4 separate regions of the Homo sapiens genome follow, and all the other regions are linked to region 4. Evidence: chromatin loops called from intact Hi-C (ENCODE). Cell type or tissue: PC-3. All regions are shown on one strand. Links, peaks and the distances in the headings refer to the core of each region. The heading gives the core; the rest is flanking DNA. Region 1 overlaps SLC6A14 (solute carrier family 6 member 14). Region 2 overlaps SLC6A14 (solute carrier family 6 member 14). Region 3 has its middle 79 kb from the start of SLC6A14. Region 4 has its middle 34 kb from the start of AGTR2.

The links. Hi-C counts contacts between places; a loop is a spot of excess contacts. Peaks named below come from ENCODE experiments on the same cell type or tissue, not always from the same donor. Only the 100,000 strongest peaks of a DNase experiment are listed, where the experiment ranks them.
Region 1: a loop joins it to region 4, with 7 times the contacts of the local background. A loop is called at or near these places in 7 of 110 quality-filtered maps.
Region 2: it touches region 4 in a loop (11-fold over the local background); 7 of 110 quality-filtered maps call a loop at or near these places.
Region 3: it touches region 4 in a loop (15-fold over the local background); 3 of 110 quality-filtered maps call a loop at or near these places.

What each region holds. Positions count from the first base shown.
Region 1 is chrX:116,440,103-116,448,488 of GRCh38, reverse strand. It overlaps SLC6A14 (solute carrier family 6 member 14), which reads right to left. Exons shown (of 14, transcript NM_007231.5): 3 at 7,392-7,523; 4 at 5,641-5,802; 5 at 4,699-4,846; 6 at 3,439-3,571; 7 at 1,608-1,748. Among named protein-coding and RNA genes, the nearest start is that of SLC6A14, 7.7 kb to the right of the region's middle. In PC-3, for the core only: no CTCF peak of the experiment used is centred there; no DNase peak of the experiment used is centred there.
Region 2 is chrX:116,449,384-116,457,769 of GRCh38, reverse strand. SLC6A14 (solute carrier family 6 member 14) reads right to left here. Exons shown (of 14, transcript NM_007231.5): 8 at 6,100-6,328; 9 at 4,628-4,753; 10 at 3,328-3,446; 11 at 2,694-2,793; 12 at 2,304-2,413; 13 at 1-161. Among named protein-coding and RNA genes, the nearest start is that of CT83, 9.4 kb to the left of the region's middle. In PC-3, for the core only: a CTCF peak has its summit at 4,543; no DNase peak of the experiment used is centred there.
Region 3 is chrX:116,353,332-116,361,717 of GRCh38, reverse strand. No RefSeq gene overlaps it. Among named protein-coding and RNA genes, the nearest start is that of SLC6A14, 79 kb to the left of the region's middle. In PC-3, for the core only: no CTCF peak of the experiment used is centred there; no DNase peak of the experiment used is centred there.
Region 4 is chrX:116,200,655-116,209,040 of GRCh38, reverse strand. No RefSeq gene overlaps it. Among named protein-coding and RNA genes, the nearest start is that of AGTR2, 34 kb to the right of the region's middle. In PC-3, for the core only: CTCF peaks have their summits at 3,698 and 3,902 (motif pointing left); a DNase peak (open chromatin) is centred at 3,900; H3K27ac peaks cover 668 bases.

The DNA of each region.
Region 1 (8,386 bases), core at 315-8,314, 240 kb before region 4:
TTCCATTTTATTTGTTTCTTATTCACCATCCAAAATGGTCTTCAAATTAGGAAGAGATTAACCAACAGGGATAAAAAGAGTGAGGCCCAAGATAAATGAAGAAACAAATTAAGATGTCCTGTGGACACATCAAAGTATATTAATCTCCAAGACTATAATAAGAAAATTCCATAGATATAAAATAAGTTAAAGCTATGTGATTAATCATTGAGTGGAAATTATTGAGCACAAAAAAAGGTAACCAAAGACCAAAGATTGGCATTTCAGTTTTCAGAAAGGTAATTGTAAATTAATGACAGATTTCCACAACTAAAAGCTAATAAATTTGGCACTGCTTACAAAAAATCTTTACAAGAAATAATTACACATCCTCTTGTAAGTATTTAGAAAAGAAGACAGCAATGGCTGGAAATTAGCATGAGTTTCATGAAGAATACTATAGCAAACTAATATCCATTTTGAATAGTATTAGTAGTATGGCAGATAATATTAACATAGTCTCTCTTGATTTCAACATAAAATTACAGGTTTTTAGTTGAACAGAAGCTTAATGTGTGCTAAGAATGTGATGTGACTAGTAAAAAAGTGAAAGGGCCAGGTGCGGTGGCTCACACCTGTAATCCCAGCACTTTGGGAGGCCAAGGCGGGTGGATCGCCTGAGGTCAGGAGCTTGAGACCAGGCTGGCCAACATGATGAAACCCTATCTCTACTAAAAATACAAAAAAGTAGCCAGGTGCAGTGGCATATGCCTGTAATCCCAGCTACTTGGGCGGCTGAATCAGGAGAATTGCTTGAACCTGGGAGGCAGTTTGCAGTGAGCAGAGATTGTGCCATTGCACTCCAACCTGGGCAACAGAGTGAGACTCTGTCTCAAAAAAAAAAGAAAAAAAAAAAAAGAAGTGAAAGCATTCTAGACCATACTAATAGAAGCATACTATCTGTAGTACACTTACTGTTAATACTCTCAGCAGTCAAATTTTAAAAGATGTTACATGCCAGTGATACATTCAGCCATTATCTGAAGGCAAAGTTGAAATAGGGTTACCCAATTCTTATTCATGGCACACGTTTAAGTTTTTGGTATAAGTAACAATTTTGGAATGCTTAATCCATTGTCAAATTTATGTTTTAACTTCACAATTCACTAGACAAAATTTGATAATATTTTGCAAATATTAAATTTTGAAGAAAACTAAAATGTATATTAGACTATTAAACTTTCAACAGTAATCTCTAAAGCTAGTCTGAGTTTATCCAATAAATCACATAGCCCCAATCATCAACTTGCGGGTATTTATGCATGAAATATTGTTTTTCAGATTAATAAGCCTGAAATTTTGTTGGTCAAATAGATTCAGTTTATATGAATAAAAAATGACTTTAAAAATCCTATTTCTAAAAATTATCTCACCATCAATAAAAGAATATTAATGGCAGGTTAAATATTAGCTAAGTCAGACATCCTAGTGGATAGAAACTAATAAATTTAACTGTATATTATTTTGCAAGCTATTACATTATGATATTCATATGGAACCAAAGATGTTTGGCATTTACTTTTAAGATTTACCTCCTCAGATAATTTGAAATCCAAATTAAGACTCACCTCAGCTTCCTTAAGTTTTGTAAAATTTGACTGGGCTCCAATATAGTATGAAATGCCTTTTGAAGCACCCTCCAGAGTTGCACCTCGTACTAACAGGATGAGTAGGACCACATAGGGGAAAAGAGCTGTAAAATATACCACCTACCAAGAAAAGTAACCAAAAATTAGTAAATTATTTTTAAAATCATGGTGTATAACTGTATACAAGTAAAATTATTAGCCAGTTGAGATTAATTAAATAAAGTACAGGGGATTTCATAGGGTCTGATGATATACCAAAGTTAGCATAATTTCTTATTTGTGTCCTCACTACTCTCAAATGATCCATTTCAAAAATAATTTGATGTGTTAATCCACATTTCCCAGGTTTATTCTGTAAATAAATAATACATCAGCAGTGATAACTTGGGATCTAAATGTATTGCTCTGATAAATATATCTTTATACATGTCTGAGGAGACTGAATGTCTTCTCTCAGTAAATTACTGCATTGAGGTGAGGAGAGAAATGATTTAAACCCTGCATTGGTTAATATATATTCAGTCTTCAAAGAAAAGGAAAATATTTCCTAGCAGATGTTCAAATCCCAGAAAAGCATATTGAAGTGAATACTGGACACTTGTTACTGTTATCCTTACAGCTACCATTAAGAGAGTTTGATAGCATACATACAAGTGCTCTGCTTCTGTACTAGATAACACATGGTTCCAGATGAGCAGATTGCCTTTGAGACCAGCTTTGCCTTAATGAGGATGATTTCCTTGATCCATAGATGTCCTATGTTTTATAATACATCCAAGGAAATGGTTTAAACAAGTCATTCAGAGACCAATAAAAATTAATCGCCTGGGTAAATGGCCTTTAATGGACTCTTTCAATATTAACATCAAAAGGAAACCAAGGGTTTAAAAAATGTGCAACTAAAACATTTTGGAAAGTTTTCCCTGGATTTGTGATATTCACAGTATTTTTGTGATGTAACAGCATGTCTCATCACAACTTAACATTAACAGAACGTGCTAGATATTGTACTGAGAATACAAAGACAAGATCCCCAGTTATTCTTGTCCTCCACCTTTAGGGAAATATCCATTGACTAGTTAAAAACACATAGACATTTTTTCTGGGTATTGTGTAACTGTTCACAGAGAAAATTTCATGTTGTTTTCTTAAATTACCATTATTCTCTCTGCAAGTTTATAAAAGTAAACAATGAAGTGGGAAAATATAACAGAATGTTTTTCAGAAGAGGCCCTTTCACTGAGAGAAAAAGTTCTGTGTCCATTTTGGCAATCTTTAAGAGAATGAATATATAGTTTGTGTGTATATATACATACACACTCACACACACACACATACACACAAACACACACATTTCTCTCTCTCTCTCTCTCTCTCTCTCTCTCTCTCTCTCTCTCTCTCTCCGACTAGGGGATTCCTGATACTATTACTCTATAGAACAAGGATCTAGACTTTCCAAACCATACATTGCAATGTATGATTCCATTCAAGATGCTTCTTTATATAGTAGGATAGAAAATTTAATAATATACTCTTAAGCTTCAGAATGCTCTATCAGCTAAAAGGGTCCATGTTTTTAGGAAATGTGCACCTCTAGTACCAGTTTTTATTTTGTTTGTTTGTTTTGTATTTAGCAATAACAGAGATCCTATGTATTTACTTAGAGCTTAAAATCACTATTTAGAAAGCTTTTCACACATTTGAATGCTCCCATTATAGAAAAAAAACATGCTTTTGGTAATGCTTGATATTGAACTACCATGAAATTGGAAAGCTGCTATATCGCTATCTAATGTGTTTTTCAAGTTACCTTGCCAGACGATTTGATTCCTTTAAATAGTGCTGCTCCAACTATGAGCCAAGCCAGAAGAAGACAAAGTGCTAAATACCAAACAATTACTCCAGTCTCATTCATTCCACTTGACCGTTGGAGCGCCACTTTACTGAAACACATAAGCCATTTTATGATCACAGAATCACTTGACTTAAAGAAAATACATTGAGTTTTGTAATACCATTTATCCAGGTCGAAGCTTCATGAATATTGTATCTTATTAATATATCAAAGTTCGGTGAGCCTTTATTGATAGATACTATCAATACGAAGGGCACAGATAGTTTATTAAATGGCCAGGCTCTGAACTTCAGTTAACCACAGCCAATCCAAAGTTTCAAACCACAGAATAAAAGATCTACTGATTCTTTTAGCTATTACTTTCCTCTGTTTCAAGATCCTTTATGTAAATAAATTGACTTTATGTCAGATTATTTTATTTTACTATTACAGTATTTTCTCATGTTAAAATAATGAGGAAAACATTTACAATTATATTAAATATTTCCTCATTCCATACTTATAGATATCATCAAACTCAAATGATCCTGTTATTCACGCCTTTTCCACAGACTTTCTGTAAAATTCCAAGATTCTCACTAGGTACATGCATGGATCTTATTTCTAAGCTTGAAGTTTGAGAACATTTGAAGATCCAAAGTTTAAAAGAGTTACAAAGGTCATTAACAGTGGATGAAGAAGAGGTCATTTAGCAGTAGAGTCAACAATATTAGGTAAGAGTAATGGATAGATATAGAGTAAGTAGAGAGATCGTTTGAAATTAATAAAAGTAAATATAACACTACATATCTATTCTTACCATATAATGACAATTGTAAACAAAACTGCTGAAGAATTACACTTTTTTAAATAGCAATATTACTCATCACCCAACTATTTATCATTACAACTTGATCATTGTAGTCTAAAATTTGTATGTGTTTTCTTCAAAGCAATTTCCTAAATCATAGCTAATAAACACCTCATAAATCATTACAGTGTTGTGCCCATTTAATAACTAATTTATAAAAGACACATTGCTGACTATGAGCTAATTTTGCAGGTAACTACTAATCACCTGGGATAGGTAGACATTTGAGTTAAATGAAATATAATTTGTCCTGATTTTCCTTTTTCTATTTATGTGAGTTAAGGAAGGAGATGATTAATGTTTTGTTGTTTTGTACAAATTTTAAGATAACATCTACTTAAAAGTAAATCATCTAGTATACTTACTTCCAATATTGTTCACTGGGAAGCTGCCCTGGCTGATAAATTTCACTGCCGTTGATGCAGGTAAAATTGTTGATGTCTACCCAGCTTTTATTCATTTGGATGATCTCTTGTATTCCTTTATTCACTGTACTCACATTACAGTGAGTTACTAAAGAGGATAAAAAATATAGACACAGACATGTACTTAGTTTTAGAAGATTACTTTCCTAGAAAATGTTTTAATGGTAACATATTTAAATTATCATCAAAATTGTTACTTGAAAAAAGTGGAGTAGAAATCTTACAGATGGAATAAGCTATGTACATTCAGCATCTTAAAATCTTTTCTACTAAACTAGGAGGGATTACAAAACTGTCTGCCCTTTTAAGCTGTGATTGTATTTATAGTAACAACAGGTATAGAGTAACAATTGTTTCAGTTGAGGTTTAGTGCTCTAACAAACTTTTGTATGTGGATTTACCTATCCAACCTATGTATATAGACAAATTAAGGCCTTTAAACTTCTCGGAAGCATTAAATATTTATAAATTTATCCTCTGATATACATAGGTAATTAAAATGGTAATAGTCTATGACATGGATGGTACGTTATCCCAAAGATTAGCAACATATGACATGAACAACACCTACTGTCTCCTGAGACACACACAACTATCCTAGATAGCACTTTTCTCCCTTTATCATTTTCTCAGTTTCTCCTCTCCTGCCCAAGACTTAGGCCTGGAAGAAGTACTCTTAGGCATGATTTAGCCTTCCTGACTGCTCTCAGAGATTAATACATTGTATTAATCATTTTTCTGATTATATATGCTATCTTCTGCTTTCACCAGTGACCTTTGGAACATTTAAAATTGTACCTAAGTTGCTTAGAGAATGATTTGACCCTTCAAGCTTATAAAAAATATATATAAAAGAACTATTTGGGTGTTGACAAATTTTACCTATTGGTGATCTGCTACAGTTTTTATCTGACCACGAAGAACAATTTTTCCATGGTAGTTCACTTTGAAAAGAAGCAAACATGTAGTAAAGACTATAGGCAATTATGACATTGTAATAGATTGTCACAAAAATGGAGATCAGGACCATTGTAATTCCCACACCTGGAAAAAAAAGAACAATTAAAATAAAAACCAAACTCAAGTAAAATTTACTTTGCTAATTCATAAAAAAGCTGTATCTCAATTACCACAAAATCTATTTTAAAATAAAAAAGACTGTTTCAGGCAGGGTGCGGTGGCTCATGCCTATAATCCTAGTACTTTTCAAGGCTGAGGAGGGTGGATCACTTGAGGTCAGGAGTTCGAGACCAGCCTGGCCAACATGGTAAAACTCTGTCTCTACTGAAAATACAAAAATTAGCCAGGCGTGGTGGTGCATGCCTGTAGTTCCAGCTACTGGGGAGGCTGAGGCAGGAGAATTGCTTGACCTTGGGAGGCGGAGGTTGCTGTGAGCCTAGATCCACCACTGCACTCCAGCCTGGGCATCAGAGTGAGACTCTGTCTCTAAATAAATAAAGACTGTTTTAAATTACTTTTTTCCTTTTTCTTTCTGGGAGAGTAGGGGCTAATGCTGTCTGAGTAATTTTCTTCTAAATTTAAATTTAATTTTATGATTGGCTTGCTGGTGCAGTTTCTTAGTTGATTAGAAAGGGTATTAAGGCCAAGGCCAGAAGACTTGTGGTAAGCGCATCAAATTCACATAAAGAAAAACCCATGTTTATTACTTTTTCTTGTTAAGCCTGCAAATTCTTGTCAGATCATGCAAAGTCGACATTCTTTAGACAAAAAAAATTCAAAGCTTGTATCTTATTTACTCACTGACCAATACAATATTCATCTATAAATCAACATTTTGAGAAGTAGAAAATGAAGCCTCTAAAATAATGACCTGGAGGGATGGTGTAGATATATCTACAACTATGTGTAAAGAAAATTAAATAATTCAGTAACAATCTGAATTTAAATATCCAAAGTTTCCTTAACTAGGTAGTTTCAAAATGCAGTTTAGCGTGCTGAATATAACTCCAATGCTCAAAACTAGCTTTTAAGGTAGTTTCTCCACTCTTCCAGAACAATATTCTATTCACCTCACTATGAATTTATTTTTGATGTTGCATTGAAAACAAATAATTTTCAGCAGCTAGCACATACCAAAATGATATTTAATCTTCAGTCAAAAGAGGTAGTTTGATGTTTAATAACAAGGCATTTTTAAGCTTTACCAGTGTCCTATTCTATTAAGAGCATCCAAGAAAAAAAATGGTGGCCTACCCTTCAGCTTTTCTGAATGAGGCATTGTAAAAGATATGCAAAGGCAGTAAGACAAAAACTACATATGAAGTAGAAAAAAGTTAGGGCCTTTAAATTAGAGCATGAGACTATGTGCCAAAAGAATTCACAGGGTGAAAATAGGAAAATAATGACACCCTTCTAACCATCTTTAGCGTGCTTTCTAATCCTTCCCATTTCTGCAGCCCATGATAAACAGAAATAAAAACATTTGATTTTTTAAATTCTGCAGTGGCAAACTGTACAGCAAAACAACAATAATGCATGTTTTCTTTGCTTTAAATTGTCAGAATTTTAAGCAATTTTTTGTTCCTCACAGTGAAGGTAGCTATATGCACAAATATACAAAAAAGCATGGTGAAGAAAATGCTTTAATACCAAGAAAACGCTTTAATACCAACCTTGAAACAATGGAAGAATCCTCCAAACTGAAACTGGACCTAAGCTAGCAAATTGTCCCAGTGAACACTCCAGAAAGAACAAAGGTAAACCAGCCAATGCTAACATAATTGCATAAGGTATCAAGAAGGCGCCTAAAAAAGGTGAGAAAGAACCAAAGCACTATTACAGCTCGAAGTCTTGATGGCACTTTGACAACCAGCATAACACTTTAAAAGCATCCTGATATATTGGAATCAAAGAGCGCTGGGTTTGGGCCTAAAGTTCACTGCTTTCTATGAATAAGTAGTTGATTCTTTAAACCTTGGATTTCTCATCTATGAAATGGGGATGCTAGTATTACCTAATGAGGCTGTTGTGATTATTAAAAATGGTAGAGTATAGAAAGTAAGCCAGAGGAATTGAGCGATCCCAGGCATTGGAGCCAGGTAAACCTAGGTTGAAATCCTGGCTAGACCATTTACCAGTTATGTGACCTCCAGCAATTTGCCTAACATCTGAATCTTGGATTCCTTATAAAAGGGGAGAACAATGCCAACTCAGTTTGTCATAAGGGTTCAAATACAGGGCCTATGTGAAAACACTTGCCAAAATGCCAGGCACATAGCCCATGTTCAACATTGGTTATCTTTCTTTCTCCTTTAAAAATAAATGGTCTATTTTTAAGACTTGGAGTTAAAATGCTAATGTGGCTCACAGTGTAAGCTATTGCAATTAAGTTTATTATTCTCCAAAGAGTCACAAGGTTCTTCACTCAATGTTAATACAAAATGTATTGGTTTTGTTTGAAGACTCTGAACTTTTGAGAAATACTTGTAGTTAACTTTCAATTTCACAAGGAATAATTCTCCCACACTAGACAATTCACCTCCCCCATCCTTTTAACCTTTTATCATTTTCCTTTTTTTTTCTTTCCACTTTTGGGGCATAGTATTTTTCATTAGAAGTTTTGCCAAATTATACGTTGAAGCAAGGGCAGAATATTAAACTTATTAAT
Region 2 (8,386 bases), core at 44-8,043, 250 kb before region 4:
ATGTTTCCTTTAGCCTGAATTATTTTTATGATAGCCATAATTGGAATCCAAATAATGCAGAAAACAATCATACACCAGCCTAAAGCAACTCCCCAGTCAGGGTATGGAATTGCGCCATAATTAGGTCTATGAAATTGCACCAATGACCAGATAAATATTGCCTGTCAAAGTTAAATATGCAAAGACAAAGCTAAAGATTAGACTTTATTGCACTGATGATTAGCAATTTGATTCTGTTCCTCAGATGTGATTTATCAAAAATAGTTAATATGAAAATATATTCAAATAATTGAAATAATCAGGTAACAAGCCAGAAGATAACAATATGGAATGAACCAAAATATATAACTTTTATTTTTACTTTGAATAAATTTTTCCAAAATTAATACCATCATATATTTATAAATCCAAATACTTGTTCAACATATATTTCAATAAAATACTTGACCATATATCAGATTGAAAGTAAAATAATATCTGAAATTTTCTGTTATTGAGCTTTTCACTTTGATTTATAATAGCATGGTTTTATTCTATGCCATAGATTAAATCTACATGCCAGCATATAGATTAATACAATGAGAATGTGAAGTACACCTTAGTGGGCATGCTTTTCTCCTTGCTTAGGAATTGCTTCTATTCTTTCCCACTGCACAAAGATCCCCTTTTGACACATCAAAAACACACATGCATTTACACACATTATTGGTGAGCATTTACCAAAGCACATTTCACTTCCAGCATCTTACTGAGGGAAAAACAAAAAACAAACAAAAAAACCCTCAATATCTGCTTAGGCAATACAGTCAAATCTGAATGTTAAAGATGAACACATTATAAGGCCAAGTTAAAATAAACCCGAAATGTTGAAGCATTAAAACTAATTAATTAGAAATTGGTAAAGCAAAACAAAACAAAACCCAATAATTATTAAGGAGCTTCCTTAAATTTAGCTGTTTTTGTTTTATTAAAATCAGCGAGAAAACAATAAATAGATCTATGTTTAATTTTAAAATTAAATGGCTTAGCTCCATTAATTTAATTACAGTAATTTAAATATACTTTACAGTTACTATGAATGTACATAACTACAAAAGAATGGATGAGGGATAGTGGAGTCCAATACACATGACTTTATAAAAAATAGATGGCAATGTAAATCATTTCATATCTAATACTTTTGCATTTTAAATTAAATTCAGGTGTCAAACTTATGTAATCATTGAATATTAGCTTGTTAAGTGATCCAGCTAGACCTTCTAAGTTGACAAGGGGGCTTACTTTATTATGGAGACTTGTCAAATAAAAATATTTAGTGTCATTTTCAAAATCATTTAGCAAAAATATGGAATATCCAAATATTTTAATTCACCATGATCTCGTTCCAAACTGCTCAGCTTTTGAAAGTGATCTCATAATGTTAAAAAAAAAAATGTAATCCTCTCTACAAACAAATGTGGTACTTTAGATTTGAAGGAAATCCTGCATAGAATTACTTAATGGTCTTTTCTAGGAAAACCTTTGAAGCATGAAGGCAATGAAAACCAAAATAAATCTATGAAGCTTTGACACTGCCTCACCCCACCACCATTATTTCTAGTCCATAATCATTCTCCCTCCAGTGTAGTGTTTATTTTGGTGCTCAGCCATTTACTGTCCTGAAATGTTATTTGAACATTTTAAGTTGATAAGTTATGTCTCTCGAGTAAGACATACTTTTGCTTTACCTCAGCTTCTAAATAGTATTAATTGTTGAATTTATTGACATAAACCATTGCCCTTATTGACACAGGTAAGTTTCTTTTACTATCATCTGCCAAATACCTCCCTCATTAAGAGATAAAATATGAATTAAAATATGACTGTTGTTTCTCAGCAGTCAGTATATTTAAACTGAATTCTTTGAAGAGAGGATCTGGGCCTTATGCATCTTTGTTTTTTCTGTGCCTGGCAGAGAGGTTAGGAATATTATTGATGGCTCAACATATTTTTTTAGGGAATGAGCAAATTCATGTTTTATTTTCATTTTTTGTATTGATAAATTTTAAATTACTGATAACTTTTACATCTATACGAACCTGTTTATTTTCTCAAATGGTAAATGTTTAAACTGATGGCCTCAAAATAATACTGCAAAGGCATTTTAATTTAGGCAACTTGGAGGCACCAGCCATAAATACTGCAAAACTTGAAAATCATTCCTTTATAAAATTAATTTGCCTTTTGTCTTCAATGTGAATTATTAAGTTTATCTTAGAACATATGTATTATCGAAATCAAGTTCATGGTGTATTATTACTTACAATCAAAAGGATAGGCGTAATTACAAACCAGCAAGCTCTCCACCATAGCCAGAATATCCACCTCTTTGCTCCAATCATCATTTCTGTATCCTCAATGAATCTGTTCCCTCCTAAAGAAAACAAAGAGTACATTGAGTGCTTGCTAATATTTTCTTCCAGTAACCATTATGGCATCAATTATCTTTCTGTGTCTAAACATTTTTCTCTACCACAACAATGAATCATACACCTGTAATTATATTTTTACATAACATAATGTTGTGCAGTATATTGTACTTTGCTATTATAATAGTATAAAAATTAATAGTATAATTAGGTAAATATAATGAAAATGAATCAAACTAAACTATTTTAATAAAACTGGAAAATAATTTTATAGTTACTATTTACCATAAATCCAGATGATTCCAACTAGCTCCAGTATAGCTGCAATTAAAATGCCCCATCCAGCACAGAAGTGGTCAATCAGATGAACCCAGTAAATTCCAGCCTACCAAAAAAATGTTAATTACTTCTAAGTATATTTTAATTGTTTTTATGATTGATGGGATATTCAAATTGAATCTATTTATTTGATCTTGACATATGCTCCTTAGTTTCCCTTCTGCTAAAATGCGAAAAGCAATGTTTCAAATGTAAACTCAAATGTGACTTTAAATATCTCAAGAATCTTTCAATCTATACTGAGTCACTGGAAAGAAAATAAGCACTTAAATTTGTTGATTATCAGAATGGTATGCAATGTCTGTATGTTCTGAAGTGGCTGTGAGAAATGTAGTATGTGTTTAAAGTCTGTAATCTTATTGTAACTGAAGTAACTGTCCATTATTCGGCCTCCTCATCTGCAAAATAGACTTTCTATAAAAGTAATAATGGAGAAAAATGGGCTAAAACCCAGAAAACCTTGATCCAAGTCAGACCTGGACTTGTCACTAAGCATCCTCTTAAGCTTTGGTTTCTTTAGTTAGGTTATAAAGTATGTTCCAACTAATATGTTTCTATGAAAAAAAATGCTGTAGTATACCTGAGTCACACAGACGAGACCAAGGAGAAACAAAACCAAGCAGCAGCCCAAAGTTATGGGAACCCTCATTTTCTTCATCACTTTGGGAAATAAATCTTGAATTGTTGTTGTGATCGTTTCTTCAGAGGGGGAGAAATGACATGTTATATGTCAACTTATTTGCCAATACTGTTAATCACAGAATTCAATGTATGTTAATCAAATTTACAAATATATGTTGAAAATAGACTCTGAGCCCTGTTCCCTGCTTTTAAAAACCCACAGGGTTTTTTCTTTTGGCAGTCACCACTTGGTTCTGATGAAAATCAAATGCAGCGCTATTTGCTGTTTTTAGTCTGCTTTATATGATTTTTCATCGATAACAACTGTAAGGTAACAGTCCCCTGTGAACTGAATTAGTCTAAAAGGAAGAATTCTAGTAGGACTTTTAAATAAGGTAAATATTTGAATCAGTGGTGTGGAAACAGAAAGGATTCTAGGTTAAGAGATAAATGTGTTCATGAAATAGGGAACTGGCTAAGAGTAGAAGGATGTGAGAATGAAAATATCAGAAAATATGTTTGAGATTTTCAAGGACTTTGAAAGTCAACCAGAAAAGTCTAGATTTTATCCTATAAACAGAGTAAACTGAAAATATTGTGTGAGAGAGTGGTAGGATGAAAATTGTTTCAGAATTTCTCTAGTCATGTAACCTAGGTAAATCCCTACGTGTGCATAGAAGTATGTGCAAGGATGATCATTGCAGCAGTGTGTGTAATTTTTAAAAAATTGTATATCATTCATATGCCCATTATTATGGCAACAAAGAGATTGTGATTTAACTAGATCTATATGCCTGTGTATCAATGGGATTCATAATCAATGCAAAAACAACTTTCAGAGTCATATGCATGCTCTGAAACTTCACATTTATGTGCAAATTTAAAAATGTATATGATATGTACAGACATATAAAATGTATATAAACATGGATAGAATAACATACACAATCTATGGTAAGAGTTGCTTCTAGAAAAAAATGTGATTGTATTAGGAAAAGAAAGAGGACTTCAAATTCACCTGTAACAGTTTATTTTCTTAAAATATCTGAAACAAGTATGATAAAATATTAATGTGTATTCCTTTTGAGTGTCAAGTATTTTTCTGTATTTAAATTTTATTTAAAGCAACTTTCAGAAAGATCATTCTGAGATTAACAGCTAGAGGGGGTAATAGGGGTAATAAAAGCACCTTGTTTTCAAGTAGAGGAAATGCAAAAGAAATATAAGAGGAATATGTTACCACTGGAAGTATTACTTACCAATCGAAGCAAACTGAGAATCGAGACCCAAAGTTAAAAGCATGAAAAAAAATAATATGGACCAAAATGGACCACCTGGGAGTTGGGCTAGAGCCTCTGGATAGGCAATGAATGCCAAATCAAAACCTACGAAACATGTATGATATTATAAATTAGTTACCAAGAATATTCACATATTTAAACATTTAAAACATAAGATATTAGAAAAATCTCATCTTATTTGGCAACACAATCCATGACATAAATTTTTTTACCAACTATTTCACATTCCCTTTTTACAATATTGAATTTGGTTGTTTTGTGATGTGATAATGTGAACATGTGACATGAATTAAGTTAGCAAATAGACTGTAATGTAAATGGTACATTTCTCACATAAGAAATTTTAATTCTTTTAATAGTTTTATTTAACTTATCTTATTTTTTAAGATTGACAAAGAATAAAAACTATCTTAAATTCCAGAAACGTAAATTAGTTCACATTATCTTAGCCTAGATGCTCTAAAAGAATTGCACTGTTAAAGAAAGATACATTTACGAACTAACTTTTGTTTTTAACCTTCTCTCCAAATGTTTACCCAGAATCACTATATGCATATATGCAAAATCGTATGTAATGAAACTATAAATTAAATCTTGTTTTCCATTTGATGTTACCTTTAGAATGCTTTTCAATTTTGTGCCAGTTCTATTATGTGATCCTCAGTTTTAAGTAGTTTTAAGTTTCTTCGACCTCCCGGAGGACTAACTTGGGATTCATGAAAATTAGCTTTTAGTCTAGGCTCTATCACTTCCTAAATATTTGACCTTCTGCAAGACATATATGACATTACTGTGTATCAATCCACTTCTCTGTAAATGAGGAGCTGGACACTAGATAATCTACAAGATCCTTGACATTCTGTTATGAATCACCAGTCTTTCCATCATATGATACTAAAAACATAAACAAAATTTTAATGAAGCATCCCTACTTAAAACAACCCTAGTATTTTCCCCCAGAATCTGTAGCCAGATAATTAAGCATCCCTAGCTAATATCCGTAAAGTTAGGGAGTTCACTAAGATTCCTTTAAAGCTAGACACAAGTGGAAACTCAAAGTCACTTGACTCTCTCACCTATATGATGTTCATGTGTTTTAAAAATTCAAACCCAATAGTATAATTGTACAGAGGAAATTTGTATACACATTTTCTTTCTTTTATAATGCATGGAAAGTGCTTAGCAAGGACTAAACAAAATTAAACATCCTATCTTCTTCAGCAATATTTCCTTAATATACTCTTGTTTACATGGATAATCTAAGAATTATTATATTGTTACAGCAACAAAATTATATAAGATGAAATGAGGAAGAAAATTCAATATTCTAAATCATGACTGTGTCAAGTAAATTTCTATAAATTCTATTGGAGTTTCATAAGTGAGATACATTGAATTAATCAAAGTTGATAATATATAGTATTATATACCTGATTTTACAACTTGAGAAACTTCCTTTCCAGATATATGGGCCATGTGTCCCAATATAGAAAAAATAGCAAATCCAGCAAACACGCTAGTGAGACAGTTTGTCAAACAAACCACAATGGCATCAGAGAAGCAGTTGTTTTTGAACTTATTGTAAGATGATAGAGCAACTAAGCCACCCCAAGCCACTGAAAGGGAGTAAAATATCTGAGTGGCAGCATCTTTCCATACCTATAAGAGAAAATAATTTAATATTTTAAAACATATACTCAATTTTTTATTTGTGTAAATATTTCACATAAGCAAATGAATATATTATTAATAACAATGAAATGAACACCCAAATGCCCACTACTCAGCTTAAGAAATAAAATGTTGCAGTCTCTTAAATCCTTTTTGTACCCCTCCCTCATCATTGTCACCCTTCTACCCACCAGTGGCAATTGCTATCCTGACTTCTGTGCTCATAATTTCTTTGTTCTTCTTTACACTTAGATTTGAATGTTTTGTTTTGGAATTTATAGAAAAGTTATCTTAATGCACGTAAACATATACAACGTGCCATTTTTTATTAGGTATTGTGAAATTTATCCATCATCAAGTTGAACTATATAAAATGTCCACTTTGTAATTCAAAAGTGAAAGAATATAAGCAAATTTATTTGGTTAAATTAAATATATGTAGTTTTAATCATTCTTTTCCACTTCTTTTTTGTTTGTTTGTTTTTGTTTTTGAGACAGAGTCTCGCTCTGTCATCCAGGCTGGAGTGCAGTGGTGAAATCTTGGCTCACTGTAATCTCTGCCTGACAGGTTCAAGCAATTCTTGTGCCTCAGCCTCCCAAGTAGCTGGGATTACAGGCATGCACCATCACATCCAGCTAATTTTTTTGTATTTTTAGTAGAGACGGAGTTTCACCATGTTGGCCAGACTGGTCTCAAATTCCTGACCTCAGGTGATCTGACCACCTTGGCCTCCCAAAGTGCTGGGATTACAGGCGTGAGCAACCGCGCCTGGCCTTTTTCCACTTCTTTATTGCCACACTGCATATGTCACAATTTATCATTTCTCCTGTTGATGGACATTTAGATCATTCAGTATGTTGCTATTATGGAGCTGTGAACATTCTTGTACATTCCCCATATGTAGGTGTGTAACTGTGATGTCGAAAAGTATATGTATTCCTCCCTTCTACTAAATCTTGCCAAATTGTTCTTTAAAGGGTTGTACCATTTTGCACTCCCACCAGCTGGCTGTGAGGGTTCCCATTCCTCCGCCTACTTGCAAACACTTCATTTTCCATATGATTTGTTTTTTTCTGTGAAATTCCTGGTCATGTCTTTTGCCAGTTTTGGGTTTGGGCTGTCTTACTCGGTTTTTAAAATTCTTGATGTAATTTGGAATCTAATCTTTTGACTATTATATATGTTGATTTTTTTTCCTCCAAAATTTGTAGGTTAATTTTGTTTACCTTTTAACATTGTGTCCTTTGATGAACCAAAGTTTTTGTTGTTGGTTTACTGTAGCTGAAGGTATCCATCTTTGACTATAGGTATTATCCTTGATCTCTATTACTTTTAAAAAACGGCTAAGCCCAAGGTTATAAAGGTACTATTCTGTATTTTCTTCTAAAGGAATTCAAGTTTTGCCTATATTGTTAAATTTTCAGTTCACCTAAAATGGATATTGTGCATATCAATATATGTGATATGTGAATGATATGTGAAATTTCCAACTGATGTTGTTTCCTAAATGGGATATCAATTGTTCAAGGATAATTGATATTATCAATTAAATCAATTAGATATCAATTGGATGTCAATTCTATCAATTGGATTATCATCCCTTCCCTTATTGATCTGCATTGCCACCTCTGCCACATACCAAGTTCCATTTGTTTTTGAATTTATTTCTGAGACTATTATCCTGTTCCACTGGTCTATATATTTATACCTATGCTAACACCTCACTATTTTAATTAGTACAGCATTATAAATATTGTTTCATATCTGATAGGACAAGTCCTCTTCACTTCAGATACACCTTGGGGTTTTGGCCTTTTTCTTTTTCAAATAAACTTTAGAATCAGTTTTCAAATTTCATAGAAAACTCTTTTGGGATAGATCATGGTTATTTCACTTATATTTTAGAAAATTGTGTTAGAAATAAAATGCCCTCTTTTTTCTTTGGTCATTGCCCATATTAACAGATGAACAGCATGCTCATGTTGGTCTCTGAGCTTCTTTTACTTGATACATTACATGTGCCTGTGTGACAGGGGGAGCTGGAA
Region 3 (8,386 bases), core at 187-8,186, 150 kb before region 4:
AATCCTTGCAATAGTTCTGTGGGGTAGGATTATCTACTTAGATTCATTTTTACATACACCTGAAGCTTAGAGATATTAAGGCATTTCCCCAAAGTCACAACTCAAACTGCTTTACTAGTTAAAAACACAAAAAGAGAGTGTTACAGCTAGCTGATTTACTGGTCATTTGCTCACGGTTCTTTTTTTTTTTTTTAGTAACATAGCTCCTGCTTGCCTCACCTTTCTTCCTTCAATTATTCCAATCCATAAAACAATTATTACTTTTGCCTCTCCTTGTCATTGCTCTGGGAATGAACTTCCCATATGATATGGTCTGACAGTGTTTTCACCCAAATCTCATCTTGAATTGTAGTTCCCATAACCCCCACGTGTCATGGGAGGGACCACGTGCAGATAAATTGAATCAGGGGGGTGGTTTCTGCCATGCTGTTCTTGTGATAGTGAGTGAGTTCTCACAAGATCTGATGTTTCTATAAGGGACTTCCCCCTTATAAAATGAGTGCCCTTCACTGGGGACTCATTCTTCTCTCTCCTGCTGCCTTGTGAAGAAGGATGTGTTTGCTTCCCCTTCCACCATGATTGTAAGTTTCCTGAAGCCTCCCTAGCCACGTGGAACTGTGAGTCAATTAAACCTCTTTCCTTTGTAAATTACCCAGTCTTGAGTATGTCCTTATAGCAGCATGAGAATGGACTAATACACCATATAAATGACTATACCAAATAATTATTCTGAATCCTTCAGAGACATGATCTCATCATGAATGGATTTTAATTTCATGTTTTTGTCCTAGCAAGACAGTAGATAACATGTAATATTTGTGTCTCCTTCACAGCAAACACTTTAGAAAAGACAGAGAGTAGTGTGGCTCAATGGAAAAAGCCAATGTCTGGGGTTCTAGTTCCCAGTCTTCCACAAACTAGCTATGTCATCTTAGGGAAACCACTTAACCTCTCAGCTCCTCAATTTCAGATTTGAATAAGTTGAATCTCTTCTAACTCTAAATACCTCTGGCTATATGGTGTTTTTCTGTAACTGAAGCCCAGCTTTGAAATTCAAGAAATGAGATATAAAATAAAATAATTGTCCTTCATAAAAAAGAATGAGATCATGTCCTTTGCGGGAGTGTGGATGGAGCTGGAGGCTATTATCCTTAGCAAATTACCTCAGGAACAGAAAACCAAATACTGCATGTTCTCACTTATAAGTGAGACCTAAATGCTAAGAACTTATGAACACAAAGAAGGAAACCACAGAAACTGGGATCTATTTGAAGGGGGAGAATGGGAGGAGAGAGAGGAGCAGAAAAGATAATTATTAGGTAATGAGCTTAGTACCTGGGTGATAAAATAATATGTATAACAAACCCCCATGACACGTTTATATATGTAACAAATCATCACATGTATGCCCAAATCTAAAATAATTTTTAAGAAATCATTGTCCTCTTATTCTGACCACTGAGTAAGTAAAAAAACTAACCATATTTTTTCCATGGCAATCTACGCAGCTTATTGAAGAGCTAATATTCAGAAATAATAGCATCCCAATATAATAATAAAAATAATCCTTTCTCTCTTATTATAATCATGACATGATGAACAGTAATTACTTGGTGGGCATAGAGGATGGGAGTCATATATCAAGACACAGTCCAGTACATAATAGTTTTGTAATAAATCCTTGTTGAACTAATAAATGGATATTACTGAATCCTCCTAGCACATGTTTCCTTCTCATCCCCAATTGATCTAAATGTTATATGTTGCTTCCAAATTTTGGCTGTTGTAAACAGTGCTGCAACAAACATGGGAGTGCCGATATCGCTCCAATATACTGATTTCCTTTCTTTTGAGTATATACCCAGCAGTGGGATTGCTTGATCATATGGCAGCTCAATTTTTAGATTTTGAGGAACCTCCAGACTGTTCTTCATAGTGGTTGTACTAATTTACATTCTCACCAACAGTGTACAAGTGTTGCCTTTTCTCACCAGCATTTGTTATTACCTGTCTTTTGAATATAAGGATGTTAACTGGGGTGAGATAACATCACATTGTGGTTTTGATTTGCATTTCTCAGATGACCAGTGATGTTGAGCACGTTTTGATGTACCTGTTTGCCATTTGTATGTCTTCTTTTGAGAAATATATATTCAAATCTTTTGCCCATTTATTGACTGGATTATAGATGTTTTCCTATAGAGTCATTTGAGCTCCTTATATATTCTGATTGTTAATCCCTTGTCAGATGTGTAGTTTGAAAATATTTTCTCCCATTCTGTGGGCTGTCTCTTCACTTTTATGGATTGTTTCCTTTGTTGTGCAGATTAATGAATAAAGAAATTATAGTACTTATACACAATGGAGTACTATTCACCCATAAAAAAGAATGAGATACTGTCATTTGCAACAACATGAATTTAACTGGAGGTCACTATGCTATGTGAAATAAGCCAGGTACAGAATGTTCTTACTTATTTGTGGGATCTAAAAATCAAAACAATTGAACTCATGTACATAAAGAGTAGAAGGATGGTTACCAGAGACTGGAGAAAGGTAGTGGGGAGGTGTGAGGGGGACGTGGGGATGGTTAATGGTACAAAAGATACTTAGAAATAATCAATAAGACCTAGTAATTAATAGCACAAGAGGGTTACTATAGTCAATAATAACTTAACTGTACATTTTTAAATAACTTAAAGAGTGTAACTGGATTGTTTGTAACTCAAAGGATAAATGCTTGAGGGGCTTAACACCCCATTCTCCATGATGTGCTTATTTCATATTGGATGCCTGTATGAAACCATGTAATGTATCTGAGAAATATATGTATCTACTATGTACTCACAAAAATTAAAATTAAAAATTAAAAAAAGTCATATGTTCTTCAAATTCAAATTTAATAACTTTTGGACTTCTATTTGAACGGGCATTCTCAAATATGAGAAAAGCTGCATACTTCTGACAGTTGCCTATGTCTCTATTCTAGATAAGTTTTATAAATCCGTGGTGTATTCAAGTTAGGAGGTGTTTAATCTTAAGAAACAAAGAAAAATTGAGCCTGAATAAACATGATATAATTTCCACAAAAATAAGTCAATGTCTGTATTATTCAACATTATATCCCCATTTCTAAGCATAATACCTGGAACTTGGTGGATTTTTGATAAATATTTACTGAGCAGTTATGTGCAATACAGATATGTCATCTATTTCTCCGCTGATTATCAGGATTGATTTGGGATGTATTGGTAACAGGAATATTTGAATCAAATAAGAGAAATGCATCTTACTTTAAATAATTGGACACAGCTATTCTATATTATAGAGAGGGATCAGCAAACTTTTTCTGTAAGGAGCCAGATAGTAAATATTTTCATCTCTATGTCAGTATAGTCTGTCTCAATGATGCAACTCTACCATTATAGCACTGAAGCAGCCATAAACAATATATAAAAAATGGCTGTGATTGTGTTTCAATTAGACTTTATTTACGAAAACAAAGGGAAGTCTGTATTTGGCCTGTGGTCAGTAGTTTGCTGATCCCTGTTATAGAGGAATTTGTGAAAGATCTGTAATGTTATAAGTTAATTTATTTCATCTAGACAAGTGGTTGTCAATATTTCGGTCTCAGGACCTCTTTATACTTTAAAAATTATTGAGAACTCTAAAATGCTCTTTTGGTTTTATGTGGTTTATATCTATAAATATTTGCCATATTAGAAATTTAAACTCGGAAATTTTCAAAAGATATTTATTTCTTAATTCACTTAAAAAATAAACCTATTAATATAAATTACTTTTTCATGAAATGTGACTATACTTTAAAAACTGAAAAAAGTGGAAAGAATGACATTGTTTCACATTTTTGCTACTCTTTTTTATATAGACAGCTGGATTTTTGTATCAGCTGTTGCATTCAATCAGTTGTTTGGTTGAAGTATATGAAGAAAATTCAGCCTCACATAGATATGTATGTGGAAAAGGAATGACATTGCAGATCCCCTGAAAAGGCTTCAGAGACCCCCATGCCTTCTCAGAACACAATGTGAAAACTGCTGTTTTAAACCTATGAAGTGGCAAATGGAAGAATAAGTAAACAAGTGGCTTTGAATGCAATAGTGTTTTGGCTACAATAATGCTACTTATAAGGAGTCTGTTATTTCCCAACTGCATCCTTATCTCTCACTTCCTCAGTCACTCCAAAACTAATATTGGCACACCTCACTTGGTAGCATTACTTCAAGGCTTTTCTCCCACAGTACAATCGCCCTCTGTGATTACCTGATAGAAAGCAGAAGACAGTGCTCCAAACCAGTCGTTGTTAGAGACTTTGACTAACATATAAGGAGAGAAAAAAAAAAATTAAACAGTTAACTAGAGCTCAGAAAAGCCTGGAGTTTAGGGGGAAGAGGAGTAGAGTGCAAATGTGCATTTATTGCTAGCAGCCTGTGATTTGTTTTATAAATGTGAGCTTGTAACAACCACAAGAGAGGGGTGTTGTTATACTAATTTTTCAGAGTAGGGAACGGATACTCTGAGAGTTTATCTTCCTTGCCAAAAGTTATACAGTTCTTCTTAAGGCCAGAACTTGTTGTTTTATCTTCTATAACACACTGATACAGGTATTCAGTCAATGTTTGTAAAACAGAAAAGTCACGCTTTCGAGGTTAGGAAATTGAGTACCATAGAATTTCAGGTGGTTTGGGAGAAGTGGGATTTCTAAATGCTGAATAACTGGAATTAAGAAAAATGGGCTAATTAGATCAAGATATAAGCACCTATACAGTGAGGACATTGGACCAAATGATCTTTCATATTCTCTTCTTATTCTAATATTCTATAAGTCAGGAAGTTATAAATCTGATGTATATATAAAGTATCTGACCAAGGACTCTTTTTATATGCACCACTAAGGTGGAAGCCAATATTAGTCCTGAGTCCATAGCTATAAACTGTTATATAGATAAAGTTGCTTAGAAAATGAAAGAAAGGAATTATCATTTATTGGTAAAAGGTGAAAGATTTATGCGATATGAAGAGAAACTAGAGTAATTATCATTTATTGGATGACTAAGGTGTGCTACGCACACTATGCTTGGTACTGCTTTCTGTCATTAGTTTAGCAGGGAGAGAGAAAAGTAGCTATAGATCCTGGCTTCTTATTGACAAGATTTTACTGAGCACCTACTATGTTCAGAGAGTTTTGAATATGTGCTAAGGAGATTGAAAAGGTCAGAAGCATAAAAAATAAAAATGTGATTAATGACTTTCTGTCTGTCATTATGTTAATTTTGTATGCCCCTTTGTACTTTATGAAGAAGCTTTGTAAATATTCATTCGGGATAGACTAGAAATCCATATACTAATAGAATTGACAGGAAATAATATAAAAGTAAGTGGTGGACTGAATTCATGTATGAGATAGAGAGAAATGAATGAAAAAGTGTCAGTAAGTAGGGACAGGAAATAATTAAATTCAGCAATGCTCAGAAGAGACAGTCAGAGACTGTATGAACGTAGAAAAAAGGTCTCAGTTTCCTCACCAATAAAATGATTTCACACATAATTTTATTTATATAATTTTAAGATATCTTCTAGAGAGGGGCTAAACTTCATAAAATATGTTACATATCTATAATGTATTGACTTGTTCATATCATATTTCATTGAATCTAAACAGACATTGATTCTAAAACACATTATCATTCAAAGTGCCACTAAGAAAGAAAGGAAAAACACTTCCAATTGTAGTTGTAAGACACCACTAATTATAAGGTCCATTCTAATATAAAAGCTATTAAAATCTAAAAAATACGCATTTCAGAATTGATGAAATATGGCAATAAAAACAAAGAAATTTATAATTCAGGGATGAACTAATTTCCCATCTGTATTTGTTAAGTGATAGGCTATCGCTGAAAACTCTGGGGTCAAGAAAGAGAATTGAAAAGCAGTGGCATTGTTCACCATGCTATACCTTAGAGAGGCTCTTAAAACTATGGGTTGTCATTGTAGGGCACAATAGTAAAAAAAGAGAAGAAAGAAGAAACAAACACGGCACTGTGCTAGGCCACTTGCAAACCTAATTTTATTTGTTCCTCCTTATAACTCTAAGAAGTCATTATTATTATGAAGCTATTTGGACTTTTGGAAATAGTGTGGGATTTGTATTCAGGAAGACATGGATTGAAATCCTGAATCTACCATGTGCTGTGTGATCTTGGACAAGATACACAACATATTCTATGTGGTAAAATATAGAAAATAGTATAAAGAGAAAATGAGTTTCAGAAGGAAGGAAGGAAGGAAAGAAGGAAGGAAGGAAGGAGGAGTCCATTAAAATGAAAATAACACTGAAAAAAATTAATCTATTAAAGAACAAAGATCTTCACATTGGGTTAAAAATCAAAATAAGACAGTGACAAAAAAGATGAGCAAATAATTTTTAGATAAAATTATTTACTGTGTTTTAAGCAGCATGCAAAACACTTTATATGATGTATACACAATGTACATTAAACTCTGCGGCCTTCATAACCTTCAAACATAACATGAGCTGGGCTCAATTTAATAATGAGTTAGAAAAAGATTATGTAATTTGCCCAATGCTACAAAACAGTACATGGTAGAATCAGATTTTTAAATCACGTCTCTCAAATGCACAAGAAATAAACAAGGCTGGGTGTGGTTGCTCTTGCCTGTAATCTCGGCACTTTGGGAGACCAAGGAAAGAGGATTGCTTGAGGCCAGGAATTTGAGTCCAGCCTTGGCAACACAGCGGGACCCTGTCTCTACAAAAAATTTTTAAAAATTCGCCAGTGTGATGTATTGTGCCTGTAGTTTGAGCTACTCATGAGGCTGAGGCTGGGGAATCACTTGAGTCCAGGGGCTCAAGGCTGCCATGAGCTATGACAACTGCACTGTAGCCTAGGCAACATGGTGAGAGTCTGTCTCATAAAAAAAAAGAATTAAACAAGAGTAAATAATATAAATAAGAACACTAATAAGATTATTTATTAGATATAGAACATTGTACCTTACAGAATAAAAGTGCAACTTCTTTCTGATTGATTAGACTATGACTATTTTCCTAAAACACAAAATATACAGATCACATTATCTGACCACAAAGCAATAAAAATGAAAATAAACAAAAATTCTAGAAAATTGAATTATGAAAATAATAAACTTTTAAATAACTTATTGCTCAAAGGGGAAAAGAAAAAATACTACTTACAAGCTATACTTACAATAATTTATATTTATAAATGCTCTTTGTATTAACTATTAAGAGTAACAACATATTACCTAGACCCGAACTCAAAAGAGCAAACAAAAGACAAAACAGATCCAAGGAAAACAGAAATACTTAGAAAAGATTAAATCATAAACATATGATTTAGAGAGCAGAAAAAAACAATAAGTACTATAATATGTAGTTCTGTGAAAATTCCAGTAAAATGTATAATGCTCTCGCTAGCCTAGTCAAGTATATTATACAAAAATATCAAATATGCAAAGTAAGGAATGAGAAAAGGAATATACACATAGCTATGTAGGCAATTAAAAAGCAAAAGATAAAACTTCTAGGAAAAATAACAAGTGCACAAGGAAGAAAAGTTTAAGTCCTATTAAAAACATAAAAATAACTTAATCAATATATACCTTGTTTGTGGATAAATATAAATAAATTTAACGATATGTCTTGTTTATGAACAGGAAATAAAATCTCCTAAAAGAATCTCAATACAAATACTGAGAGCATATTTTTGGAACTAGGTAAGCTGGTTCTGCAGGTTAAAAAAAAGTACATGATTATACCCAAGAAAATACCCAGGATAGTAAAGGCTAAACTTACCTTATCTAAAATGTATCATAAAGCTACAGTAATTAAAACATTTTTATACTGTGATTAAGGGACGGACACAGTGGTGAAACACAAGAGAGGGTACAGAAATAAATGTAAATGGCATAGGTATTTAGTCTCGGACATGTTAATTAAAATCAGTGGATAAATGGTGGAATGTCAAATAAATTATGTTGGAAGAGCTGACTGCCTTTGTGAGAAAAAATACAGCTATGTATTTAACAAGTGTCTTACGCCAAAATAAATACCAAATGGATCAAAAATGTAAATGTCAATGTAAAACTCAAAATGTATATACCATAATCAAAAATAAAGGTCAAATTACAGAATGGAGGAAATAAGTGATATTCATGACAGATAAAATATTTTAATTAAAAAAATAGAAAAAGGGGAATATATGTGGACAGGTAGTTGATTTTTTAAAATAATAAATAATATTTAAAGATCATTCGCCTCATGTCAGGGATCTTCTAAGAATTTTACATATGCATGATTAATTTCTTCTATTCTTAAACT
Region 4 (8,386 bases), core at 93-8,092:
TCTACATATAAGAGTGTATCATATGCAAAACAGATAATCTTATTTCTGTCATTTAAATTTTTATGCCTTTTATGTCTATTTGCTGCGTAATTACTCTGGCTATGGCTTCTAGTATGATGATGAATGGAATGGTAAGAGAAGGCATCATTGCCTTTTTCCTCAACTTGGAGAAAAAGCTTTCAGTTTTTCACCACTGAGTATGATGTTAACTGTGGACTTTTTGCATATGATCATTATTATGTTTAGGTAATTTTCTTCTATTCCTAGCTGGTTCTGTTTTTTAAAATCATGAAAGAGTGTTGAATTTTGTTGAATGCTTTCTCGGCATCAATTAAGATGATCATTTTTTTTTAATCTCATGAATGTGGTCAGTACTTTGATTGATTTTCTTATGTTAAAACATCCATGCCTCCCATCCAAGTACTAACCAGTAACCATCATTCTCAGCAAACTATCACAAGGACCAAAAACCAAACACCACATGTTCTCACTCATAGCTGGGAGCAGAACAATGAGAACACATGGACACAGGGTGGAGAATATCACACACCGAGGCCTGTAGGGGGGTGGGGGGCTAGGAGAGGCATAGCATTAGGAGAAATGCATAATGTAAATGACGAGTTGATGGGTGCAGCAAACAAACATGGCACATGTATACCTATGTAACAAACCTCCACGTTGTGTTGCACATGTATCCTAGAACTTAAAGTATAATAATCATAATAATAAATCCATGTATTCCAGAGGTAAATCCCATTCAATCGCAGTATGTAATCTTTAAAATTTCTGTTGAATTCAATTTGCTAACATTTTGAGGAGATTTTTGGTATCAGAAATATTGGTCAGAAATTTTCTTTTTTTTTAGCATTTTTCAATTGTATTCATTTATTTATAATTGGCAAATAATAATTATGTATATTTATGTAGTACAATATGACGTTTTGATCTGTGTACACATTATAGAACGATTCAAAGTAATCTTTCCATCTCACTAATTTTTCACTTTTTTGTGGCAAGAACATTAAAATTCTATTCTAGACATTTTATAGATTTAGGATTATGAGGGGTTTTTGGTTAGACTGATGAATTATAGAGTGGTGAAGTCAGATTTTAGTGCACCTGTCATTACCTTAGTATTATACATTGTACCCAATAAGTAGTTTTTCATCCCTCACCCTCCTCCCATCCTCCCAACTTCTGATTATCCAGTCTCCATTATATCACTCTGTATGATTTTCCATACCCATAACTTAGCTCCCATTTTCAAGTGAGAACATGCAGAATTTGATTTTCCATTTCTGAGTTACTTCACTTAGAATAAAGGCCTCCAGTTCTATCCAAATTGCTGCAAAAGACACTGTTTCACTCTTTTTTTCTGGCTGAGTAATACTTCATGGTGTATATACATTTTCTTTATTCACTTATCAGTTGATGGGCACTGAGGTTGATTCTATATCTTTGCAATTGTAAATTGTACTGTGATAAACATATAAATGCTGGTGTCTTTGTGATATGACTTCTTTTTCTTTGGGCATATATGAAGTAGTGGGATTGCTTGTTTGAATGTAGATCTACTTTTTGTTCTTTGAGAAGTCTCCATATTGTTTTCCCTAGAGGTGGTACTAATTTACATTCCCACGAACAGTGTATAAGTATTTTGTTTTCGCTACATTCATGCCAACATCTATTGTTTTTTGACTTTTTAATAATGGCCATTCTGGTTGGGGTAAGGTGGTATCTCATTGTAGTTTCAATTTGCATTTCTCTGATGATTAGTGATGTTAATCATTTTTTTCATATGTCATTTGGCCATTTGTACATCTTCTTTTGAGAAAAGTCTACTCATGCTTTTTGCCCACTTTTTAATGACATTATTTTGTTTTGTTTTTTTTTTCCTTGCTGATTTGTTTGAGCTCCTTGCAGGTTCAGGATACTAGTATTCTGTCAGATGTATAATTTGCAAATATTTTGTCCCACTCTGTGGGTTGTCTGTTTACTCTAATGATCTTTTATATTGATGTGCAGAAGCTTTTTAGTTTAATTAGGTCCAATTTACTTGTATTTGTTTTTGTTGCATTTGCTTTTGGGGTCTTCATCATAAATTCTTTGCATAGGGCAATGTTCAGAAGAGTGTTTCCTAGGTTTTCTTCTGGATTTTTTTTTTTGTTTCAGGTCTTACATTTAACTCTTTGATCCATCTTGAGTTAATTTTCATATATGGTGAGTTGAGGGATTCAGTTTCATTCTTCTACATGTGGTTATCCAATTTTCCTAGCACCGTTTATTGAGTAGGGTGTCCTTTCCCTAATTTATATTTTTGTATGCTTTGTGAAATATCATTTGGTTGTAAGTATTTGGCTTTATTCCTGGGTTCTCTGTCCTTTTCCATGGGTCTATGGATTTACTTTTACAGCAGAACCATGCTGTTTTGGTTACTATACTCTTGTAGTATAATTTGAACTTGGGTAATATGATGCCTCCAGATTGATTCTTTTTGCTTAAGATCGCTTTGGCTATTCAGGCTCTTTTTTGCTTACATATAAATTTTAGATTTTTTTTTCTAATTCTGTGTAAAATGAGTAAAATGATGTTGGTATTTTGATGGGAATTGCATTGAATCTGTAGATTGCTTGGTGCAATATGGTCATTTTCATCATATTGATTCTTCCAATTCATGAGCATGGGATGTATTTCCAACTGTTTGTGTAATCTATTATTTTTTTCAACATTGTTTTGTAGTTGTCCTTGTGGAGATCTTTCACCACCATGGTCAAGTGTATTCCTAGGTATTTTATTTTTTTGTAGCTATTGAGAAAAGGATTGAGTGGTTTTTTTTTTTTTTTTTGAGACGGAGTCTCCCTCTGCCGCACAGGCTGGAGTGCAATGGCGTGATCTTGACTCACTGCAACCTCTGCCTCCCGGGTTCAAGCAATTCTCCTGCCTCAGCCTCCTGAGTAGCTGGGACTACAGGCACCCACCACCACGCCTGGCTAATTTTTTGTATTTTTAGTAGAGACAGGCTTTCACCGTGTTAGCCAGGATGGTCTTGATCTCCTGACCTCTTGATCCATCCGCCTTGGCCTCCCAAAGTACTGAGATTATAGGTGTGAGCCAACGCACCTGGCTGAGTTGTTGATTTGATTTGCAGTTTTGTTGGTGGTTGTATGTAGCAGTGTTACTGATTTGTTTACATTGACTTTGTAACCTAAGACTTACTGAATTCATTCATGCATATATTGGTATGCTTGATGGTGTGACCTGTAAGACCCTTAGGCTTTTTCTATTTGTATTCATTCTTTTTTTTTCTGTTCTGACTAGATAATCAAAATTGACTGATCCTCAAGTTTACTGATTCTTTCTTATGCTTGATCAAGTCTGATGTTGAGCCTTTATAGTAAATTTTTTAATCCAGTTATTGCATTCTTCAGCTTCAGAATTTCTATGATTCTTTTTTATAGTTTACGTCTTTTGATATTCTCATTTTGTACATTCATTGTTTTCCCAATTTTCTTTTATTGTCTACCTGTGTTATCATATAGATCATTGAACTACTTTAAGACAATTATTTTGAATATTTTCAGGTAATCCATAGTTCTCCATTGGGGGGGGATATCTAGTGATTTATTGTTTCCTTTCCCTGAGGCATACTTCCATTTTTAATGTGCCTTATAATTTTTTCCTGAATTTTGTGCATTTGTTAAAAAATCATCTTTTGGTATCTACAGACTGGCTTAATACAGGAGAATATCTTCACCAATCACCTGGCTAGAGATTCTGAGTGCCTATGAAACCTTTTGGAGGGATACAATTTTTCTGGGTTTTTGCGTGTAATTTCCCAATTAGAGAGGCTTCCTGATTTCTTTTTTCACTGTTTATAAATCTCTAGCTCCCTCTGGTGTCTGTATCTAACACTACAGTTACTGCGACACTACTTTCCTTTGTTCTAAGTGGAACCCAGACATCCAAGGTATGCAAGTTCCACATCTGTGCCCCAAATATAGTGAGACAGATACCAGTCCTTTAGGCTTCTCTCAAAAAAGCTGGAACTCGGGATGCATGCTTCACTCTTCTCTCTCCTTGTGGGGAATGCCATGGCTAAGAAACATTTTTATAATTGTGCCAAGCTCTGACAGCCTCTGTCTACAGTATTGCAGAACCTCTGGTGCTAGAGAGAATTACTTCCATGCTCCCTTTCTGTTAATGACTCCTAGCCATCCAAATCATGACATTTCCATTAGCACTCCAAGTCATGCAAGAAAAAAAAGTATATTGGGTAGTCCCACAAAAGTCAGAATATTGAATGCATGTTCCACTTTTCTCACGACGTCTGCCTCCAGAGGAAAAGAAAGTCAGGAGTTAAGTTGAGGTATGTCACCTTGGGGAGAAACAATTATGGTAAAGCAAAATGATTCTTGTTACCTGTCTCAACATTTCTAGGCTTTGTGTTAACCTGGGATACAGTTATTGTATATATTGTTGTTAAGTCAGTATCTCTAAAGGAATGATGACTGGGACTTTCCATTCTGGCATCTAGCTGATGTCTCCATCATCATGTTAGCATCTACTGTTAGACTATATTAAAAGTATAATTATGAGAGTAAAGCAAGATGGCAGAATAGAAGCCTATATCATTCGTACCTTCCACTGTAAAACTAAATTTTTACAACTATCAACACACAAGAAAGCACTGTCACAGGAATCAAAAATTAAGTGAGCAATCACAGTACCTGGTTTTAACTTTATATTACTAAAAGAGACATTGAGGAGGGCAGGAGAGATGGTTGAATTGCCAATGGCATTGCAATCCCTTAGAAGTGGCCATGTGGCAGGAAGAGAGAATCTATGCGCTTTGGGGAGGGAGAGTGCAGCAACTGGGGGATTTTACATAGGACTCAGTGCTGCCCAGTCACAGTGAAGAATAAAGCCATGCCAGACTCAGCCAGGGCCCATGCATGAAGGGAACATTTGGACCAGACCTAGCCAGTGGGGAATAGCCCATGCTTGTGGCCAGAACTTAAGTTTCTTGGCAAGCCTTGCCACTACAGGCTGAAGTGCTCTGTGGCCCTAGTTAAACTTGAAAGATAGTCTAGGACACAAGGACTGCAATATGTAAGCAACTCCTAGTGCTAAGCTAGGCCTAGAGCCAATGAACTAGAGTGGCCCATGATCTAGGGACATACCAGCTGGTATGGATAAGGGATTGTTTGAGCCATTCTTCCCCCCAAACCAGGCAGTAAAGCACACAGCAATGAAAGTGACTCCATCCTTCTGATTAGGGAGAGGGGAGTGAAGAGTAAAGAGGACTTTGTCTTGCATGTTAAATACCAGCTCAGCCACAATAGGATAAGTCACCAAGCAGAGTTTTGAGGACACATTCCAGGCCCTAGATCACAGACATTTCTAGACAAATCCTGGGCCAAAAGGGAACTTACTCCCCTAAAGAAAAGGACACAGTCCTGGCAGGATTTATTACCTGATGACCAAGGAGCCCTTGGGACTTGTACAACCAGTAGCAAAACCCAGGGTATATGACATGGGCCTTGGGCTTTAGATGTGCTGGCTTCAGGTGTTACCATCCACATTCCCAAATCTGGTGGTGACAGTGAAAGACTTCTGTTTGAGAAAAATAAGGAAAAGTAAAGGGGACTTTGTCTTATACCTTAGGTACCAGCTGAGCCACAGTGGGGAAGAACAGCAAGCAGGATCCTGGGGTACTCAAGTCCAGGGATAGGCACTTGGGCAGCATTTCTGGACATGACCTGGGCTATGCAGGAGCTCATTTGCTTACAGGTTGAGTCCAAGGACTGGCAGCACTCACCACAAGCTGACAGAAGGGCTTTGGGGATTTTAGTGAATACCAGTGGAGGCCTGGCACAACAATCTGTGGATGAGTGATGGTGGTGGCCACAGAAAGAGGCTACTATGCCTTTGGAAAGGGGAGAAAAGAGTAGGAAGGACTTTGTATTGTGGTTTCAGTGCCAGCTTAACTGTAGTAGAATAGAACATAGAGTAAATTTCTAAGGTTTTTCTACTACAATTTCTGGCTCCCAGACAGCATCTCTGGCCATGACTGTGGGCTGGGGAAACTCACCACCATGAAAGGAAGGGCCTTGTGCAAGAAACAGTGTTGTTCTAGCTTCAGGTCTGGCCCAGCAAAGTCCCAGCTGATGGCCACAGGTATCTTGCATCACTATACCTCCAGTTCCAGATGGTTCAGCACAGAGGGGAAGACTGTTTCCTTGGGAGAAAGTAAGAAAAAAGAATAAGAATCACTGCCTGGTAATCCAGAGAATTCTTCTGAATCTTATACAAGACCACCAAAGTGGTACCTCTACGAGTCTGCAAAAACCACAGTGTTATTGGACACGGATCCCTAGTGTCTTTGATTGCCTGGAAAGTCTTCACAAGAAGAACAGGCACAAACTAGCCCAAATGTTGAAGACTACAATAAATACCTAACTCTTCAATACCCAGACACTGATGAACATCTACAAGCATCAACACCATCCAAGAAAACATGACCTCACCAAATGAACAAATAAGGCACCGAGGACCAATTCTGGAGAAATAGAAATGTATGACCTATCAGTAAAAGAATACAAAATAGCTATTTTGAGGAAACTCAGAGAAATTCAAGATAACACAGAGAGGCAATTCAGAATTCTACCAGTTAAATTTACAAAGAGATCAAAATAATTAAAAATAATCAGGTAGAAAATATAGAGTTAAAAATGGAATTGACACATTGAAGAAGGCTATTTGAAAACACATAGTAAGAGGAGGTGAAAAAGAATACAAAGAATGAAGCATGCCTACAAAGTCAAGAAAATACCCTCAATATGGCAAATCTAAGAGTTATTGGCCTTAAAGAGGAGGCAGAGAAAGAGAGGAGTAGAAAGTATACACAGAGGAATAATATCGGAGAATTTTGCAAACTTAGAGGAAAATATCAATATCCAAGTATAAGAAAGTTATGGAACACTGAGCAGTTTTAACCCAAAGAAGAGTACCTTAAGGCATTTAATAATAAAATTCACAAAGGTCAAGGATTAAAAAAGGATCTTCAGCAAGAGAAAAGGAAAAAATAACACAAATTGGAGCTCCAATGTCTGGCAGCAGACTTTTCAGTGGAAAATTTATGGGCCAGGAGAAAGTGGCTGACATATTTGAAGCACTGAAGGAAAAAAACCTTTTATCCGAGAATAGTATACTTGGTGAAAATAGTTTTTCAGCATAAAGGAGAAATAAAGACCTTCCCAGGCAAACAAAACCTGAGGAAATTTATGAACATAAAACATAAAACCAGTCTTACAAGAAATGCTAAAGAGAGTTCTGCAACCTAAAAAAAAAAAAAAAAAAAAAAAAAGTGGTTAATGGGTAATAAGAAATCATCTGAGAGTACAAAACTCACAGGGAATTGTAAGCAGATAGAAAAACACAGAGTATTATAACACTGTAATTATGGTGTTTAAACTACTCTTAAGTAGAAAGACTAAATGATAAACCAATCAAAAATAATAACTATGATTTTTCAAGAAATAGGCAGCACAAAAAGAGAAACAACCATAAGTTTTAAAGTGGAGGGACAAAGTTTATCTCTTGCATTTTCATCAGTTTACCTTTTGTGTGTTTGTTTCTTTGTTTATGCAATCAGTGTTAAGTTGTTATCAGCTGATAATGGGTTTTAAGATAGTATTTGCAAGCCTCATGATAAACTCAAATTGAAAAACATACAATGGATACACAAAAAATAAAAAGCAAAAAATGAAAGCATACCACCAGAGAATATCACCTTCACTAAAAGGAAGACAGGAAGTAAACAAGGAAGAGAAGGCTGCAAGACAATCAAAATAATAAGAAGATGGCAGGAGTAAGCCTTTTCTTTTTAATAGTAACATTAATGTAAATAGATTAAACTCTCCAATCAGAAGACAGTGGATGAATGGATTCACAAATGATCTGTTGCATACAAGAATCATACTTCACCTACAAAGATATATATAGACTAAAAATAAATGGATGGACAAAGATATTCCGTGCAATGGAAACCAAAAAAGACCAGGAGTAGCCACACTTAGATCATACAAAATAGACTTCAAGACAAAAACCATAAGAAGAGAAAAAGAAGATCACTATATAATGATAAAGAGGTCAATCCAGCAAATGGACATAACAATTTTAAATATGTGTGCACCCAACACTGGAGCTCCTAGATTATACAAATGAAATATTATCAGAGATAGAGAGAGATAGGCCCTGATACAATAATAGCTGGAGACTTTAACACCCCACTTTCAGCATTGGACAGATGTTCCACACAAAAATCAACAAAGAAACATCAACATATAGGAACTGACTTAACCAAAGATGTGGAAGATTTTTATAA